Linked DNA regions of Mus musculus: region 2 is linked to region 1. A link is a loop called in an ENCODE intact Hi-C map of the cell type or tissue named here. Cell type or tissue: gastrocnemius. All regions are shown on one strand. Links, peaks and the distances in the headings refer to the core of each region. The heading gives the core; the rest is flanking DNA. Region 1 holds the start of Entr1 (endosome associated trafficking regulator 1). Region 2 holds the start of Sec16a (SEC16 homolog A, endoplasmic reticulum export factor).

The links. Peaks named below come from ENCODE experiments on the same cell type or tissue, not always from the same donor. Only the 100,000 strongest peaks of a DNase experiment are listed, where the experiment ranks them.
Region 2: it touches region 1 in a loop (4-fold over the local background); 4 of 42 quality-filtered maps call a loop at or near these places.

What each region holds. Positions count from the first base shown.
Region 1 is chr2:26,385,871-26,394,352 of GRCm38, reverse strand. It overlaps Entr1 (endosome associated trafficking regulator 1), which reads left to right and starts at 5,037. Exons shown (of 10, transcript NM_026563.3): 1 at 5,037-5,204; 2 at 5,288-5,437; 3 at 5,793-5,861; 4 at 6,682-6,797; 5 at 7,042-7,449; 6 at 8,290-8,363. The coding sequence starts at 5,135. Pmpca (peptidase (mitochondrial processing) alpha) reads right to left here and starts at 5,005. Exons shown (of 13, transcript NM_173180.3): 1 at 4,921-5,005; 2 at 4,215-4,417; 3 at 4,043-4,122; 4 at 3,776-3,858; 5 at 3,175-3,269; 6 at 2,387-2,487; 7 at 1,678-1,941; 8 at 1,355-1,447; 9 at 1,149-1,267; 10 at 966-1,056; 11 at 773-835. The coding sequence starts at 4,988. In gastrocnemius, for the core only: no CTCF peak of the experiment used is centred there; DNase peaks (open chromatin) are centred at 5,024 and 5,329; H3K4me3 peaks cover 2,351 bases; H3K27ac peaks cover 1,723 bases.
Region 2 is chr2:26,440,179-26,448,660 of GRCm38, reverse strand. Sec16a (SEC16 homolog A, endoplasmic reticulum export factor) reads left to right here and starts at 3,445. Exons shown (of 30, transcript NM_153125.2): 1 at 3,445-3,586; 2 at 6,591-8,482. The coding sequence starts at 6,660. 0610009E02Rik (RIKEN cDNA 0610009E02 gene) reads right to left here and starts at 2,737. Exons shown (of 3, transcript NR_152209.1): 1 at 2,461-2,737. In gastrocnemius, for the core only: CTCF peaks have their summits at 2,557 and 3,551 (motif pointing left); DNase peaks (open chromatin) are centred at 2,792, 3,268 and 6,727; H3K4me3 peaks cover 5,357 bases; H3K27ac peaks cover 7,502 bases.

The sequences.
Region 1 (8,482 bases), core at 389-8,388:
TAATTTTGGCTGTGCTGGGGGTGAACCCCAGGGTCTTGAGCATACTTAGTAAGCTCTCTACCACTGAGCCATACTCCCAGACCCAGTCAGTCTTATTACACATTACTTTAGGCTGACCTTGAACTCATCACCTCCTACCTCTCCTTCCTGAGAGCTGAGGTCAGAGACATGCATATGCATTAATTGCTTTGCTTTGCAGTAGTTTTCATTTTTAAGCAGATTTTTATTTTTTCAATAATGTTGCCTTTTCCTCCTTAAAAAGCCAGGATGTGGTATCTGACCACTGAAGAAAACTTGCACTATGCTGAAAGACAAAAATGCATGCTCAAGGAAATCACCTTGCTTTTATAAGCTCTGGCCCAGGAAGTAACAAAATTTCCAAACATTAACTAAAAGACAGCCAGGCAGTGGTAGTGTATACCTTTAATCCCAGTAGTTGGGAAGCCAATCAGGTGGCTCTGAGTTCAAGACCAGCCTGGTCTACAGAGCAAGTTCCAGGACAGACAGACAGCCCACAACATAGAAACTTCATTTCCAAAAAAAAAGTCAACACAAACTTGGGTTCCAACATAAAATGGAGCCAAGAAAGGCCTGGGAAAAATCCCCGCATTATTGTCTGTCTTGTACAATGATGCTTTAGCGCATGGCCATTCTGTAGGAACAACTCAAGAGAGGGACACTGCCCTCGGGGAGGCACTAGGGAGGCTCAGCCTGTGGCTCTTTCAGCCGAGTGACTTGCTACATCAGGTGCACAGGATGCTCCAGGCCTTACCAAATCCACCGTCCTGCCCATCAAGATAAACTCCTTTGTGATGATTTCTACCATTTCTCGAACCTACAAAAGAACATAAGATGAGGGTGTGAGCTGCAGCCCTGGCCTGCTGACCCCTCAAGTGCACCCCTGCTCCCCACCCAGAGCTCTGGTACACTGAAGTGGGCGAGACAGACAGGGGTGCTGTCCTCACTTGTCTTGGGTCTGCGCTGGCATGAATGCACAGGAGGCCTGTATCTTCATAGCTGTGGTGGTAGGAGGTTGCATTGTACATCCAGTGGTGCCTGTGAAGGGGGGACATATGGTGTCCAGTGAAGGTGACAGGAAACCTGGAAGGTGTCAGCACAGTCAATGCTCTCAGCAGCCTAGTACCCACCGATTGAGCACATTGAGGTAGAGCCTGGAGAACATGCCTTTGCCAGGCCCTCCAGCTGAGAAGGAGCCCCCTCCTCCCATCATCATATTCAGCACAGCAAAGGGGATGAAGTCGTCCTCCTATGGAATGCAGAACCATACCAGTCAGTGTCAGTCGGCCATAGTTGCTTGACCCCACTGGTGCACCCGACCTATACCTGGACTCACCAGGAAGGAACAGCTCTCCAGTCCCACCATGATGTGTGTGAGCTCTGGAATTGGGGTTGGGCCAAGGCTGACATTTGACATGTCTCTTTCCACCTGTAAACAACCAGACACATGTCAATAAAGCCAGCAAACATCTACTACAAAAACAGCCACACTCAATCAGACACCAGGTGACCTCAGCCCTGTCACCTCTTGCTTTGAACAGGGGATGTGTTCATACTGTCATAGTGCTGGATTGTACACTAAGGAGAAGCATAAACACATTCATCAACACACCCAGAGAATACATGGCACAAGTCCTGAGACTTTTCCTGCCAAGTTACCTTGATGATCCCCCCAGTGTACTGTGCCACTGATCTGTCAACGTCCACCGTTCCAGGGGCTCCCCAGGCAGGCTCGGCTCCCACGAGGTACTTTCTGGCACATTCTACTAGGTGCTCATGCTCCACGCCCACCCCAGCAAGCACCATGCGGTCAGGGGTGTAGTAGTTCTTTAGGTAGGAGTGCAGCACTTCCCGATCGATCTTCGCTATGTTCTCTACAGGGCAGAACCGGTGCAGACCCACTGTGTTCTCCCTAAAAGCAGCCTGCAGCAGGCAGGAGGAGAACAAACCCAAGGGAGAAAAACAATCAGGTCCCCGCCTCGGCCTATGACCACATCTGCCACAAAAAGACTGGGCAGTATCTCCAGTTTGGCTCCGTGTCTGGAAGCAGCAAGTTTACCCCAAAGAGAAGATTTGAAAAACACAAGAAGAGCCACACAGATGGAATGGTAATGACTGTGGTACCCTAAGTGGGAACAGCTACCACTGCAGACATGGCAGGCTCAGAAGAATACAGCTATGAGAGCTCGCTCATGTGCCCACAATCTTAGCACACAGGAAGCCAAGGCAGGGAGGTTATGAATTCAACACCAAATCTGAACCAAAAGCAACTATCACAAAAACAAAACAAAAACAAAAAACCCCAGGAAGCTAAGCCTGTTCTGTGACCCTAACCACCCGCAAGGCCAACAGCAGGGAGAGGTTTTACTTCATGAATCATCTCGGTGAGCAGTGGCTCTGGGTCAGGTCTCATGTTCAGGTCCTCTAGTTCAAACTGCACAGCCATCCTCGTCATCTCAATTTCTTCATCTGCAAGAGTCCAGACAAGGGTTTGGCCTGAACCAGCAAGGAAGAAGACAGCACTGACCTGAGCAGCCGGGCCTGGCTAGGTGCTTGCTATCGTGCTAGCAAAAGCTCTGGAGCACCTGCAAGGGAGGAGGCCAGATGAAAATTAGGGCCCCCGGCCTCTTGTCTTTTTCTGTTCTGCAGACCTTTGGACCTGCTCCAAGCTCTGCTGCTTCACCTGCTGTCTGTTCCAAAACACACCTGTGAGGACACAAGGTGGCTGTGGTAACACTTAGGAACCAGACACCCCCTGAGTCAGGGCTCCATTCCTCCGCTGGAGACATGCGGCCAGGCTGCTGTGAAACTGGGCAAAAAGCAGCTGGCAGGGCTAGCTGCTGCGCCCTCTCCCATCCTAACAGGACTCAAAGACTCGGAGGATAAAGGAGACCAGGCAAGAGAAACTTCTGTAGGCATGGCATTCATGCTTACACACGGGATGAGGGACATTTCTGAGCAGAACTTTAGTAAACCCTTTAAGGTCTCGTTTAGATATATTAAAGGATGAAACATTGTGTAGAACACTGCAGGCTTGTTTCAGCACTGGCACTCTCCAATGATTGGCACATGAGTGCCCGGCTCTAACAGTGCCTCCCCACAGGAAGTTATAGCCCTTCCAAAGCTCCTCCTGACCACCCAGCCTCAGAGCCACACCTGTCAGTCGGGGGTGCAGAACCACATCAGCCAACAGATCCACCACAGTGTCCAAGCCTTTGCTGTCAGCAGACACAGCATACATGGTGGTGTCTCTGAAAGGAAATAAGCCACAATAGCAGGTGCATGGTTTACACCAGATAACAACTCAGTCACTGAGGCCCTTCATGCCAGCAAAGACACTACCACTACCTCTTTCTTGGGTGTGAAGGCCTTCTGGGAGCCACAACTGCCCACAGTGAAGCTCTCCATGAGATACTTTGGAACCAGAGGAAACTGGTTCTCCTCTCTTCACAGAGGAAGTCTCTCACTCAGGGCTTCCTAGGCCTGGACAAATAACCAGCTGGTCTAAATGAAGACTGGTTTCACATGGACACATGCCCAGCTTCAGATAGCCAGCAGCAGCCTGCCTGTTTAGCTTAGCATTCTTCCCAGGTAAAGGCCTGGACAATTAAAGGTCAAAGGATGTCAGAGAAGAAACTAGTATGGAATGCTTTCTGTCCCCAACATCAGGCATGCTGTGGATTTTCAGAGAGACTCTAAGAGACTCTGACCAAGGATGAGGAGGACATGATGAGGAGGACAGATGGACATGAAATACCTTGAGGTCTGGCAGTCACAGATACCACCATGTTTTTCCAGCGTAAGCAGGATTTCGTCTTTGCTGTCAAATCGAGCAGTGGACTATAAAAATAATTAAGCTTAAGTAAATAACCCAAAATCCATTAAGTGTACATTTGCTTTCAAACACACAAAATCATGTCAGAAGTCTTTTGTGAGCACCAACTTCATATTCAGATCCTTAACTAATACAAGTTCTTAAAAAGGAAAACTGAAAACTTATAAAAATTACAAATTAGACACTGACCGAAAATGCCAATTTTTCCAAAAAATGAGCTATTCCACTAAGATATTTCGCTTCATATCGTGATCCTGAATTAATAAGAACTGGTAATAAAAAGAAAATGGACAGGTTAAGCCAAATATTCAAAACATTTAATCAACAGAAAGTTTTCAAAACAATGGCCAATAGAACTTACTTCCTACGGTACAGAATTGTCCAAACTTATTTTGAGATGCCACACGAAGCCCATTGTCCAGAGTGGTAACTTTGGTTTCAAACTTTTCCTGTCCATCAACTGTTGCAAAAATAGGCTTGGGTACTCCAGGCAAGGGAGAAGAGAGGGGGATGTTGGGGTAGGTGGCACCACTGCTGAACCGTCTGTGTGCAGGAGATCCAAACCTACAGCAGAGCAGCAAAATATTTAGTCTTATTTTATGTCACGGATGTATGTTCATCACAGGCATGCCCGTTGTCCATGGAGGTCAGAAGAGGGCTTTGGATCCCCTGGATAGTGGAGTTATAGATAGATGGTTGTGAGCCACCAAATGGGCGCTGGTAGCCAAACCCAGGGGAAGCAGTCAGTAGGCCTAACTACTGAGCCATCTCTTCGACCCCGGTCTTTGGGGCTTCACTGTCCACTCTGATCAGCAGGCTGCGTGAGAAACGAGTTCCTGTGCATATGGGCCTGGGCAAGCCCGGCCCCTCAGGGCTTCGCTTTGGTCTAAAGGCTCCAGCCGAGGGACTCTGCCGACCACTCCCAACCAGGTTCCAGTCCCCAGCTCCTTCTCCAGGCCCAAGGCGCCTGTGCTCTGATCCAGAGGCCCATTCTTCTCTTCCAGTTCCCCCCGGTACCAACTCCCCCGAGTCCTCCCTTCCTCGCACCGAGACAGGCCTCGGCTCACCTGGGCCGCGCGCACAGCACCGCAGATCCCCGAAGCAGCCGCGCAGCCGCCCACACTGCCGTCGCCATCGCGCCGCCGCGCTTCTGCGGTCACTTCCGCTTCCGACCCCGCCCCGCGGCGTTCGGCGCTGGCTTCCGGCCCGCCGAGCCGGATGAGGCAGGGGCCGGCGACTGCCTTGCGGGCCATGGGGCCGCGGCCGGGTTAGGGCGCGGCGATGTCGGGCTACGCGCGGCGGCAGGGCGCGCCCCCTCTATCGCGGACGCGGAGCCTTGTGGTTCCCGACGGTGAGCGGCGCGCGGCTGGGGCAGGGCCGGGGGGCGCGGGCGGCGGCGGCCCGCGGTGAAGCCGCTCTCGTTGTCGCTTACAGCTCCTGCGTTCTATGAGCGCCGGTCTTGTCTCCCCCAGCTAGACTGTGAGCGCCCCCATGGCGGGGACCTGCACCCCCATCTCTTCGGCTTTCGGCCGACGTTTATGTGCTATGTGCCCAGCCCGGTGCTGGCTTCGGTAGGAGACACAGGTGAGAGTCGGTCGGGGCGCCGGCCACAGTGCGGAGCTGGGCAGCGCGGGGAGCCCTCCCCACAGCCCGCCCGCCCGCCTCAAGGCAGGAAGGTAGTGCCTGGTGGAGCTCGGAGGCCACTTAAGCCCACCGGCTTGGGCAAGGCCAGGGGCTGGACCTAGCGGGTCTGCGTTCCACCTGCAGCTGCTCTTAGAGCGCGCAGGGATGTGTAGTTTACCGCATCCAGCCTCAGAAGACAGCTTTCTAGTCCCAGACTCAGTGGGAGTCAGGCGTCTGCGGTCTTCACCTCCCTGGACAAACGCTGCAGTCATAAGGCTTGCTGTGATCACGGTGAGCTGACCATGTCTTTTTGCAGGTTTTGGCTATGGAAAGGGGAAATGTACTAACCAAGGTCCTTCGGGAGCCCCTGAGACGCGCTTTGGAGGTAGAGTAGCTCAGTGGGTCTTCTTTCCCTCTTAGACTCAGTGCCTGGCAGGGGTCTGGCCATGGGCTTTCAGGATGACAGGGTTTAAGGGGTATATACCTGGAGCCCAAAAGAGCAGTGGAGCCGGGCAGTGGTGGCGCACGCCTTTAATCCCAGCACTTGGGAGGCAGAGGTAGGCGGATTTCTGAGTTCGAGGTCAGCCTGGTCTACAGAGTGAGTTCCAGGACAGCCAGGGCTACACAGAGAAACCCTGTCTTGAAAAACCAAGAAAAAGAAAAAAGCGACATAAGATGTAGGTGTTATGAGACCCACATAAGCAACTGAGTCTGATAGGTGTGGAGGTAGAGGCTGGTCAACTAGGGTAGTTGGAGAGAAGGTCAGAGGAAGGGATGGCATAGAGCAGTTCCTGAGATGCACTGTGGCATCTCAGCAGCTTTGAATCGCCTACAGTAGCCTTCAGCCCACTGTGTTGTGTGTTTGTGTGTGCGCACAGGGGGTAGTATGTGTAGGGGGGTGGAGTGAAGTCAGCCTCAGCAACCTACAGGCTTTACTGGGGAACTGGGCATATGACTCAGAGGTAGATCAGTTACCTGAATGTGGGTGGACCCCTGGACTTGACCTTTGTTTGGCACAGCATTTTTTGTTTCTTTTAAAGTGGCAAGGGTTGTCTCAAGGAGGCCAAAGGGTGAGAGCCTGCATATTCTCTAACCTCTTTGGCAGCTCTCATGTTCTGTAATGTTCTTTGAGTTACAGTTGAAACGTGATGGTAACACAGGATGTTGGGCCCTTTCACAGTCTTCTGTGGTGTTCGTTTTTTCAGGTGACAAACTTGAAGACCTTGAAGAAGCCAATCCATTCTCCTTCAAAGAGTTTTTGAAAACCAAGAACCTCAGCCTGTCAAAAGAAGACACGACCACCAGCCGAATTTACCCAAAGGTACATCTGGGAAGCTGTCAGTGGTTGCCTTAAAGGACATCTCTTGTACCTTACAGCTTTGGAGGCAGACACTTGAGTGTGGGGAGCAAAGCAGGACAGATATGGCTGCTGACAGAGAGACTGTGTATGGGTGGAACAGCTGCTTGGCCCCCTTTTGGTAGATGAGATGGGCCTTCTTTGTGGGAGCATAGAGAAGGCTGAGCATTGGCTTCCAGTCTGCAGTGTTTCTCTCCACTGTTTTTAGGAAGCCTCAAGGCACCCACTGGGACTAGAGCACAGCTCCCCTGCCTCCCAGCTCATGGGATATGGCCTGGAATCTCAGCAGCCATTTTTTGAAGACCCAACAAGAGCCAGCAACCTAGAGGAGGATGAAGATGATGGATGGAATATAACCTACTTGCCATCTGCCGTGGATCAGACTCATTCCTCTAGAGACACACAGGACTCACCGCCCTGTGACACCTACCTTTCCTTTTTCTCCAACTCGTCAGAGCTGGCATGTCCCGAGTCTTTGCCCCCATGGACGCTGAGTGACACCGACTCCAGGATCTCCCCAGCGTCTCCAGCTGGGAGTCCTAATGCAGACTTTGCAGCTCATGAAGAATCCCTAGGGGACAGACACCTGCGGACGCTGCAGATAAGTTATGAAGCAGTAAGTGAGGGCAGTGTGGCACCCAACACAGCTGAGCTGTGTTGTGGAGAGGAGCTGCAGTCATCTACTTCCTGGGTGGCCTGGGCTCAATGCCACGGACAAGGCAGTTAGTCATATAATGGCTTGATGTAGAATTGCCCTGAAGAGGGGTCTAAAGATAGAGATAATAGATAGCTCAGTGGTAATTTTCTCCTAGCACTTGGAAAGTCCTGGGTTAGATCCTGAATGCTGAAAAATAAGAGAGAAAAAGGAATTTCTCTATGGAGAGCTCTTCCTTGGGTTGGTTTTGGCTGTGCAGTTAGTATAGCAGACTGAGAAGTACTGTGGTGAGGTCACAGGCAGGCAGACACGAGCTAGCATGAAGAAATGGTCTATTGGAAGTGTTGGCTAAGAGTCATCTTGCTGAATGCCCCACATGATGGAAGGCCTTAAAACCATAAGTCACCTAGAAAAAGTAAAGTGTGTGGCCACAGGTCATCTTCTCCTCCTCCATCACTTGAGGGTGATGCCATTTGACCTGAGCTGTTTATGTTCCAGAGCTGGGCATGGAAGTACGCAACTGTCATCCCAGCGCTGGAAGGTGAAGGCAGGAGGAAGAGACGTGCAAGGCCATTCTTGGCTACATGGGAACAAGTAAAGGGCAAACTAGGTTGCAGGAGATGCTGTCTCAAAAAGACATTTCATGGACACATGGGATGCATCTTCATACCTCTTGGCCCGCCCCGAATGCATAAGGCTCCACCTCCAGACCCACAAAAGAGAATATTTCAGAACAGAAGCATGTTCGCTTGTGAGGGAGACATACCGGGTGTCTAATGAGGACTTTTTTTTTTTCTACAGCTGAAAGATGAAAACTCTAAGCTCAGAAGAAAGCTAAATGAGGTTCAGAGCTTCTCTGAAACTCAAACAGAAATGTATGTAAACTTGTAGTTGGGCATCACCTTAAACCCTCCTCTACCATTCAGGGAACCTGGCTCCACGGGCTGAGGAGCCTTGCTGCTTGTCATCCCTAGACCTAAAGCCGCAGACGCAC
Region 2 (8,482 bases), core at 320-8,319, 54 kb before region 1:
TCACCTATAGGGTGGCTCTGTGATCTAAAAATGTCCTCTGAGACACAGAATAAGCCAAGCCTTATGCAGGACTCTGGAAACATGAAAGAGAAGCCATAGGCCAGGAAGCTGATAGTAGTGTAGTTAACAGGTATTGTACCTGGAAGGGAGGGGCCTACTGTGGATTCTGAGCCCCTGTTATCCATGACAATTCCAGAAGCCTTCAGGAAAGTCTTGGACAGGTTCTGATTACCATCTCTTTTCATGGGTGAAAAAATGCAGGTGTCTAACACCCTTGAATCTCTGGCTTCTAGAATCTTACAGTACAGTTGGACCACCCAACAAAATCCTCAAGCCATTTATCTGTTTTAGCAGCTGGGGGAGGGGTACCCAAAGGTGTGTCCGTTCCTGTGGGGAGGAAGGGCTGCAAGCCCCATTCTCAGCAGCCCAGGAGAGGGATAAAGTGCCAGGGCTTCTCTGGTTGGTACCTTCGGTCCACAGGTCAGCCCTCACTCATACCCACAGTGAGCACCCAGGGGCCTAAGATACATGGAAGGCAGGGCTGCCAAGGTGCATCTGCCTAGTATGGAGCTCCATCTGCAAACTAGCCTTGTACTATGGGCACATGAAAAAGTGAAACTGGCCTGAGGCTCCTTTCATGCTGCCTACCACTGCTCTCAGGGGTTTGGCCTGAAGCTTCAAGAAAGGATCTCCACTCACCTTGGCCACGTGGGAGCCAGCCTGGGTGGCACACTGGTATACACTATAGGGCCTGGAAACAAATGGCATACAACTCTCCTCAGCCCATCACCTCCTTATCCTTTAGGAAACCTCCCTCCCCCCATCAGTTCTTTCTACCCCTGTAGCCCTAACACACTTTTGTCTGGGACTACTCAGGGAGCCCTGTCTCCTGGGAGCTGACACTTTCTTCTCTTCAGGTTCTATGTCCATGCTGAGGGTTTGTCAGGGGCTGAGCATGGTGCCAAAAACAGAGCAGGCACAGACTATCAGGAACACTGAGGCTGGAACCACACCTGCTAGCAGGCATGAGGGACAGAGGCTCGAGGCCAAGAGACACCCTCTCTTTACCAAGACTACTACCTCTTCCTGTAGCAGTCTTCAGAGGCCTGCCCCTGGCTTCTCAGTGCCAGAAAGGAAACAGTACCTTGTGGCCTCCTGACTCAAGGAGGCCATAAGCCCTAGAGTAAGGGATGTCAAGTACACAGCATCTAGGCTAGGACTGTCCGGGGGGAATGCACTGACAGCTACATGTGGAGTTTTATACTTCCTAGTTACATTAAAGAAAAAATATATCACGTTTAATAAGAAGTTTTATTCAACCCAATGCTCTCAGAATACTCAACATTCAATAAACACTCACCAATGAATTCTTACCTATCTGGTATGCTTTATGTTCACAGTTCACAGCTCTATGTAACTGCCCAGGGGCCACCACACCAGACAGTGCAGCCTGGGAGAGGCTGACTGGGTAGCACTACAAAGAATACATGGTTACCAAGTGCTGGTCACAGTGTCAGAAGCCACAGGGAGTTCTGACACAGCCTTCATGCATGGGAGTCCTGTGTGCTCTGTAGTGCAGCCTAGGCTATAACAGCTTTGTACCAGATGCTGACTACATAGGACTCCAGGGAACTGGGGATGATGTGCCCAACTTCCAAATAAACGAAGAGTCCCCAGGCAAAGTGGAGGTACCCATGTAATGGTGGGGGCACCCATAAACTCAGGAGTCACCATTTGCCCTGCCTGCCTCAGGCAGTCCCAGTTTGTGCCCATTGCCTTTGCATATGCATTAAAGTACGCCATTCAAGTCCTCAAACTACCCAGTGGCTCTCCTGATGCCCAGAGAGGTTTCAGTCAACAGAGCAGGGCATATGGGCACAGACTGGGCCTAAAACCGGAGTCTGTCACTCAGAGGCCAGGTTAGCTTGGCTGCATGATGCCAGCCAGTCTATAGCAGGCATCGAGTCCTGTCCCTACCTTAGGATGGAGTCAGAGATGGGAGCCAGCACAGCTGTCCCTTTAACATCTCTACCCTTGGGGGCCTGAGAGTGGAGACCTTGCATTTTATTATTTATTTATTTGTTTGTTTATTTATTTAGACGAGGCCTTGCTATTATTTAGCTCTAGCCATCCTAGGGTTGGGGTTGCTGCTTCTTTTTAGGGACTTAAAGTTGAGTCTACCATGTGTTCAGAAAGAGTTTGGAAACCTGGCTCTCTAAAGATAAATGTTAGCTTTACAGAGTGACCCACAGTGCCACGTCAGAGGACATGAAGCTGGCCCTCAGTTCTCCCGGCTATGCTTGCGTGTCTGAGCGCTGGCCAGCTCCACCACACTCCCTCCTTCCCTGCCTCTGGGTTCGCCACTGACCAGGCGGCTTCGCAGGGGCACCGCCTTCTCACGCTCTCTGGAGTACAGGTGAGGGAGCCAGGCCTGGTCACTTCCCCGATGACAGCACCCACCTTTTCCGGAGAGCCTCTGCTCCGACAGACAGACCTGCTGACATCCCTGGTCTAAGTCCAGCGTTCCGCCGTGGGCTTTAGGCCGCGCCCTGCCGGGAGGAGTCGCAATGGAGTTTGAAGGACTTGGCCTCCAGGCTCTGGCTTCTCTCCTCTAGCAAAGGTTGGAGGGGAATGGGGGTGGTGGTGGTGAGAGTTCCTACTAGCACCAGGAAAGGCATTTGCTTAATCACGCGAACTGCGCCGGGCAGGCTCCAGCAAAGAGCCGTAGCCAAGCAACGGGTACAGCTCCGCGCACGCGCCTGTCCAGCCCGCAGAAGTCGACCGCCTAGCTACTCGAGCAGGGTGGCGCACGCGTAGTCGCCCCCGCCGGCAACCAAGAGAACCCAACGGAAAAATGGGGAGGGGGCAAGCGAGAGGGCCCGCTGGGGCTCTGGACTCAGCGGAACTTCTGGCTTTGGTTTTTCAAGACTGATTCTCCCCGGGGATCTGGATTGAAGAATCCTGTCCAGTCAAATCCTAGAACAGGAAGACTGTAGGACAGAACCAGCGTAACCAGGGCGACGTGAAGAGGCGGGGCCCGCGCTCCTGGCTCCGCAAGTGGGTGAGGGCGGGGCCACGGGGGTGGAGCTGTAAGTGACTGACGCAAGAGGGGCGGGCCTATGGGTGGGACGAAGAGATGAGGCGGCAAAAGACTGGAGACGAACGAAAGGCGGAGTCAAAAGGGACACTACGAAAGGCTCTTAAGGGGAATGGGCGGGGCAGCTCCTGGGGGGCGGAACAAAAGGATGAAGCAGTGCAAAACTGGACGGGAGAGGGGGCGGAGCCCAAGGGGGCGTGGTATGATTGACGCGCCGAAGACGTGTACGGAGCGCGGCCAAGAGGGCCGGGCAGGGGGGGCGGGGCAATGGGTGAAGCAGCGAAAGACTGGAAGAAGCAAGAGGAGGGGCAATTAAGGGGCGGGGCGCGCTGACGTCTCCTTCGGACACGTCGGCGGCGGCACCTGGAGCCGGATGTGCCAAGATGGCTGCGGCTGCTGCTGGGAACGCGCTAGTTCCCCCTACTGCCGCCGCCGTCGCCGGCTGGGTTTCAGTTCGCGGCGCCTGAGAAGCCAACCACAGCTCACAGGGTGAGGGCTGAGTGTATGGAGCACGGTGGAGGCCCGAGGGTGGGCGAGGCTGCGGAGGCCAAGCAGGCTCAGTGAGCATCGGGCCTAGCCCGGAGTGGCGAGCGCATTTAAAGAGACACAGTCAGGCCTGGGGAGAACGACAGTACCGGGCCGCCTGGTGCTGAGACACCGGACAGGTTACGGGCCGTGTCGCCTTGGTGGGTTGTCTAAGGGGCTCGTGGTTTCCCAGACCTGACGGGAGACAGATACCTGGTCAGGGCTTCGGGAACTGGTTGGCCGCTGGGGAAGGTGTGTTAACATGGCCAGACTGTGACACCTCCGAGGAAGCCCGCAACTCATTTAAAACGAAGAAAGTGCAGGAAATTGCCAAGCTTGACTTTTGCTGGGTTCTGAAGATATTTGATTCTCGTTGGCTCGAAGACTTCCTCAGAAGTTGATGATCATGGGACACATTTTCATTTGAAACAGGGAGTAGCAGCGTTTATTTGTAATCTCTTGGCCGGCGGAGCAGGATGTCGCAAGGGAGGTCGTGATTTGTTTTTTACCAAGGTGTAGAAAAATGTCGGCTTGGCTGTGGAGCGTCCTGTAGATAACTCTGGCTGTTGTGCTTACACAGGTTTTTAAATGGCATGTAGGATGGTCGCGCACTGAAGGAAAGATTTCCTTTCAAAAGTGTTGACTAGAGGCGTTTTCCATTCTGAGTTTGGCAGTAAGAAACAGCAGACTCACAGATTACTGTTCCTTCAGGTCCTTTTGCAAGGTGCAGCACAGTGCAGCTTCCTTACACGTTGTCCACGTTCCCTTCCTAGGGTTTCAGTGCTCATGTCTTGCAGATTTTGGTATCCCGTCTTGCTTTTATAAGCAAACATGAATGTCCATGTTTCCTGTGTGTCTTCCTCACATAGTGTATAGCTTTTTCTCTTCTGCAAATGCCTTCTTCAACATTTAAAGGGTTCCGGCTCAGATTTTGACTTAGAAGGGAGGTGTTTATCTTGTCTGTCTGATAAGAGTATCACAGACAGTCACCATGGGGGAGATTGTTGGCGAGTGGAGCTCACTAATGTTCTTGGGTTCCCCTGTGTTCTACAGTTTACAGCTGTTAAGGCTGGCAGTGAAAGGATCAGGGGATGTTTAAAATACCTCAGTCACATAGAGTCATACTTAAAATGTCTTGTGTAAGTATGTATAGAGATGTGAGGTAGTTGAGCTACAGAGCTGGGTTCATGAATAATGCATCTGAGATCAGTAGGTCTCACTGAAACAGGTGCTTTTTTGAAAAGTAGATAACTGGCTGAACAGAATAAAAGTGTCTATAATCCTGAGATAAGTAGTAGGCAGTTCATTATCTTTCTGTTGGTAAGTAAAGACGATTAAAAGAATAATGTTCAAGTTGCAAGATTATTTCACCTGAAACAGGCATATTGTGGAAAAGGTCTCTGTATAGGAGCTGTAGGTCTTTGTAGGGGATAGTGTTAGCTCATAAAACACCCATTAAAGTTGAGAAAATAATTTCAAATTTCTGCAAACAAAATAGTTAAGTATAAATTTAGGCAATTTGGATTCTCGTAGGCAGCATTAGGGATCGGGCCCTTGAAAGAATATATGGCCAAAATCTTAATAGTGAATTCAGAAGACACTTGAGCGTGAAAAGATCTTGTTCTCTCATCTTGTGAACTAGCTGCAGAGAGGTAGTTGCCCTTAGCTGCTCAATGGATACCCAGCCTATTGACACTTGATGCATCAGCCGTGTGTTGTTTATTATATTTTAGTTTAGTTTTTGCTTGATTGTTTGTTTGTTTTTATTTGTGTGATGTGTTAAGATGATGGACAGCCTCAGCTGCTTTTTATGCCAGCCAGGTTTCAGGAGGAACTTAAAAGTCTGTGTTTTCGGGCCAGGTCCAGATCCATGTTATTGTGTCTATGGCTGCTCAGCAGCTGGTCAGATAAATAGGGGTGGCAACTCTTCTTCCACTTTTGGTTCAGGTGAAGTGAAGCAGCAATGGTCTTTATTATGTAAAATGGCAAGTTAGAGCCTAATGAATTCCTGGCATTGCTTCTAATTGAAGTTCCATTGTAGTCTTTAGTCAGGTGCTAGTCAGTTGATAGGATCCTCTGTTGACAGAGGAAGGAGTATATGTGGGCAATAATGGAACTGAGCTAATAGATTAATAGAACTAACATTTAGGTAGGGATTAGAGACCTTTTGTAAATTGCTTTATTTAAAATACATATATCAATTGTTTGGTTTTAAATCTGATTATCAAAAAGATATCCAAGAACAAAGTATACATCTGTGAATTAAACTGCCTTTGCTTTATTTCTTTGTGGATTAGCCAAACAAATTTCTTCTTGAGGGTGGTGCCATAAAGAAGGACTGACACAAAGAAAAGGGCTTTTAAGGTGTTACGCTTGAATTGTGTCTTGTTCAAAAATAAAAAACACTGGTGAGAATCTTGTCCTATCTCATACCACCCCCTGAGGGTTTGTTGGGATCTCCCTGTTGGAAATGTGAGACCAGTAAAACTGCTGTAAATGTCCTTGGGATTTTTAGTTGCAGCTGTGTTACAACTTCAGTGGTCAGAGGCAACTTTGTTTCGCTGTTCTCAGAAGACTACCCTAAACATTTCACTTGGTGGGGTAAATGCGTTTAGTAACTTTATAACTGTTTTAGGAAGTGTAAACTCTAATAGACTTAAAAGTAACATTACAAAAAGCACATTATGTGTGCTTTTTCTTATTAGTGGAGTTGGCTCTTTCTGGATGTGGTAGTTGGTAGTGTTGGCCTAAAGAAGTGTCAAGGACTATGGAACATGGTAATCTGTCAGACTGGCAACAGGTTGTTCCTTGTCCCTGATGATGTGGGGCTGGGATGTGGAGAGATGGAGTCTTGGGTATTTAAATGATTTGAAATCACATTTAGTCTTGTTCTTTTCATAGTTGTATTGATTATAGCCAGGACTGTGAGTCTATAGTTCTTATGTTCTTCTTCTCTTTTCTTTTTTAGCACAAATTAAAGAAAAGCTCTACTCTGCCCCCTTGATAAGCAGCATCTCCTTGTGGAAAAGACTCCAACATGCAGCCACCACCTCAGGCAGTCCCGTCTGGGGTGGCTGGACCACCCCCAGCTGGGAATCCTCGGAGCATGTTCTGGGCCAACAGCCCTTACAGGAAGCCAGCCAATAATGCACCAGTGGCTCCCATAACACGCCCATTGCAGCCAGTAACGGATCCGTTTGCTTTTAATAGACAGACTCTTCAAAACACACCAGTAGGAAGTTCATCCAAAAGCAGCCTGCCCAATTTGCCTGGCCCAGCCCTCTCTGTTTTTTCTCAGTGGCCTGGTTTGCCTGTGACTCCCACAAATGCTGGGGATAGCTCCACAGGATTGCATGAGCCTCTGTCAGGAACTCTGTCACAGCCTAGAGCAGATGCCAGTCTATTTCCTCCTGCATCTACCCCTTCTTCACTCCCTGGGCTGGAGGTGAGCAGGAATGCTGAGGCTGATCCCAGCTCAGGACATGAAGTCCAGATGCTGCCACATTCAGCTCACTACATTCCAGGAGTGGGTCCTGAGCAGCCTCTCGGGGGCCAAATGAATGACAGTGGGTCCGGGCCTGACCAACCCATGAATAGGCATGCCCCCCATGATGGTGCCGTGACCCACGCAGCATCTCCTTTCCTCCCTCAGCCACAGATGCCAGGTCAGTGGGGGCCTGCACAAGGAGGCCCTCAGCCCTCCTATCAGCATCACTCACCCTACCTGGAGGGACCTGTTCAGAACATGGGGCTCCAGGCTGCCAGCTTGCCCCATTTTCCCCCTCCATCTAGTCTACACCAGGGACCTGGCCATGAGTCTCATGCCCCACAAACATTTACTCCAGCATCCTTGGCCAGTGGTGAAGGGAATGAGATAGTTCACCAGCAAAGTAAAAATCACCCATTGAGTAGCTTCCCCCCTAAACACACTTTTGAGCAGAATTCCAGAATTGGGAATATGTGGGCAAGCCCAGAGTTGAAGCAGAATCCGGGAGTGAATAAAGAGCATCTGCTAGACCCTGCCCATGTCAATCCCTTCACTCAGGGAAATAGTCCTGAAAACCAGGCGCATCATCCCCCAGTGGCAGCAACTAACCATGCCCTGCAAGAAGCAGCCTCTGGAGCTCTCTCAATGTTTTTTCAAGGGGAAGAGACAGAGAATGAGGAAAATCTCTCATCTGAAAAAGCAGGCCTCGATAAGAGATTGAACTTGGATAGCTTTTCTTCTACCTCCAGACTGGGCCATCCACCACCACCTGGAGCTAGTGGTGTCTACCAGGCCTTTCCTAGAGGCCCTAGCAGTGAGGCTGCGCAGGAAGGAGATGCGCAACCTTATTTTTCGCAGTCTGTGGGCGTCCGTCTTGACAAACAGAGCACTGTGCCCCCTGCTAATGATGCATGGGGTGATGTTCCGGGGACCGGGACCCGCTGTGCCAGTGGGCCACAGTGTGAGAATGTTGAGAACTTAGAATTTGTTCAGAATCAAGAAGTTTTGCCCCGTGAGACCCTGAGTGTGGATCCCTTCCCCCTGAGTGATCAGATCCGATATGGGCCCCTTCCTGGGCCAGCTGCCTCCAGGCCTGCTACTGTGGGCCTCACCAGAGGTGGGGGGCTAAATCTTGAGGCCCCAGACACACCACTGCACCCTACACGACCTGACAGTGTGTCATCCAGCTACAGCAGCCATAGCCACAGAAGTCCTCCTGGGTCAGCCAGACCCCAAGAATTGGTGGGCACATTCATTCAGCAAGAAGTTGGGAAACTTGAAGATGATACTTCAGGGAGTTTTTTTAAGCAAATTGATTCTTCTCCTGTTGGAGGTGAAACAGATGAGGTGACTGGGAGCCAAAATTGCTGCAG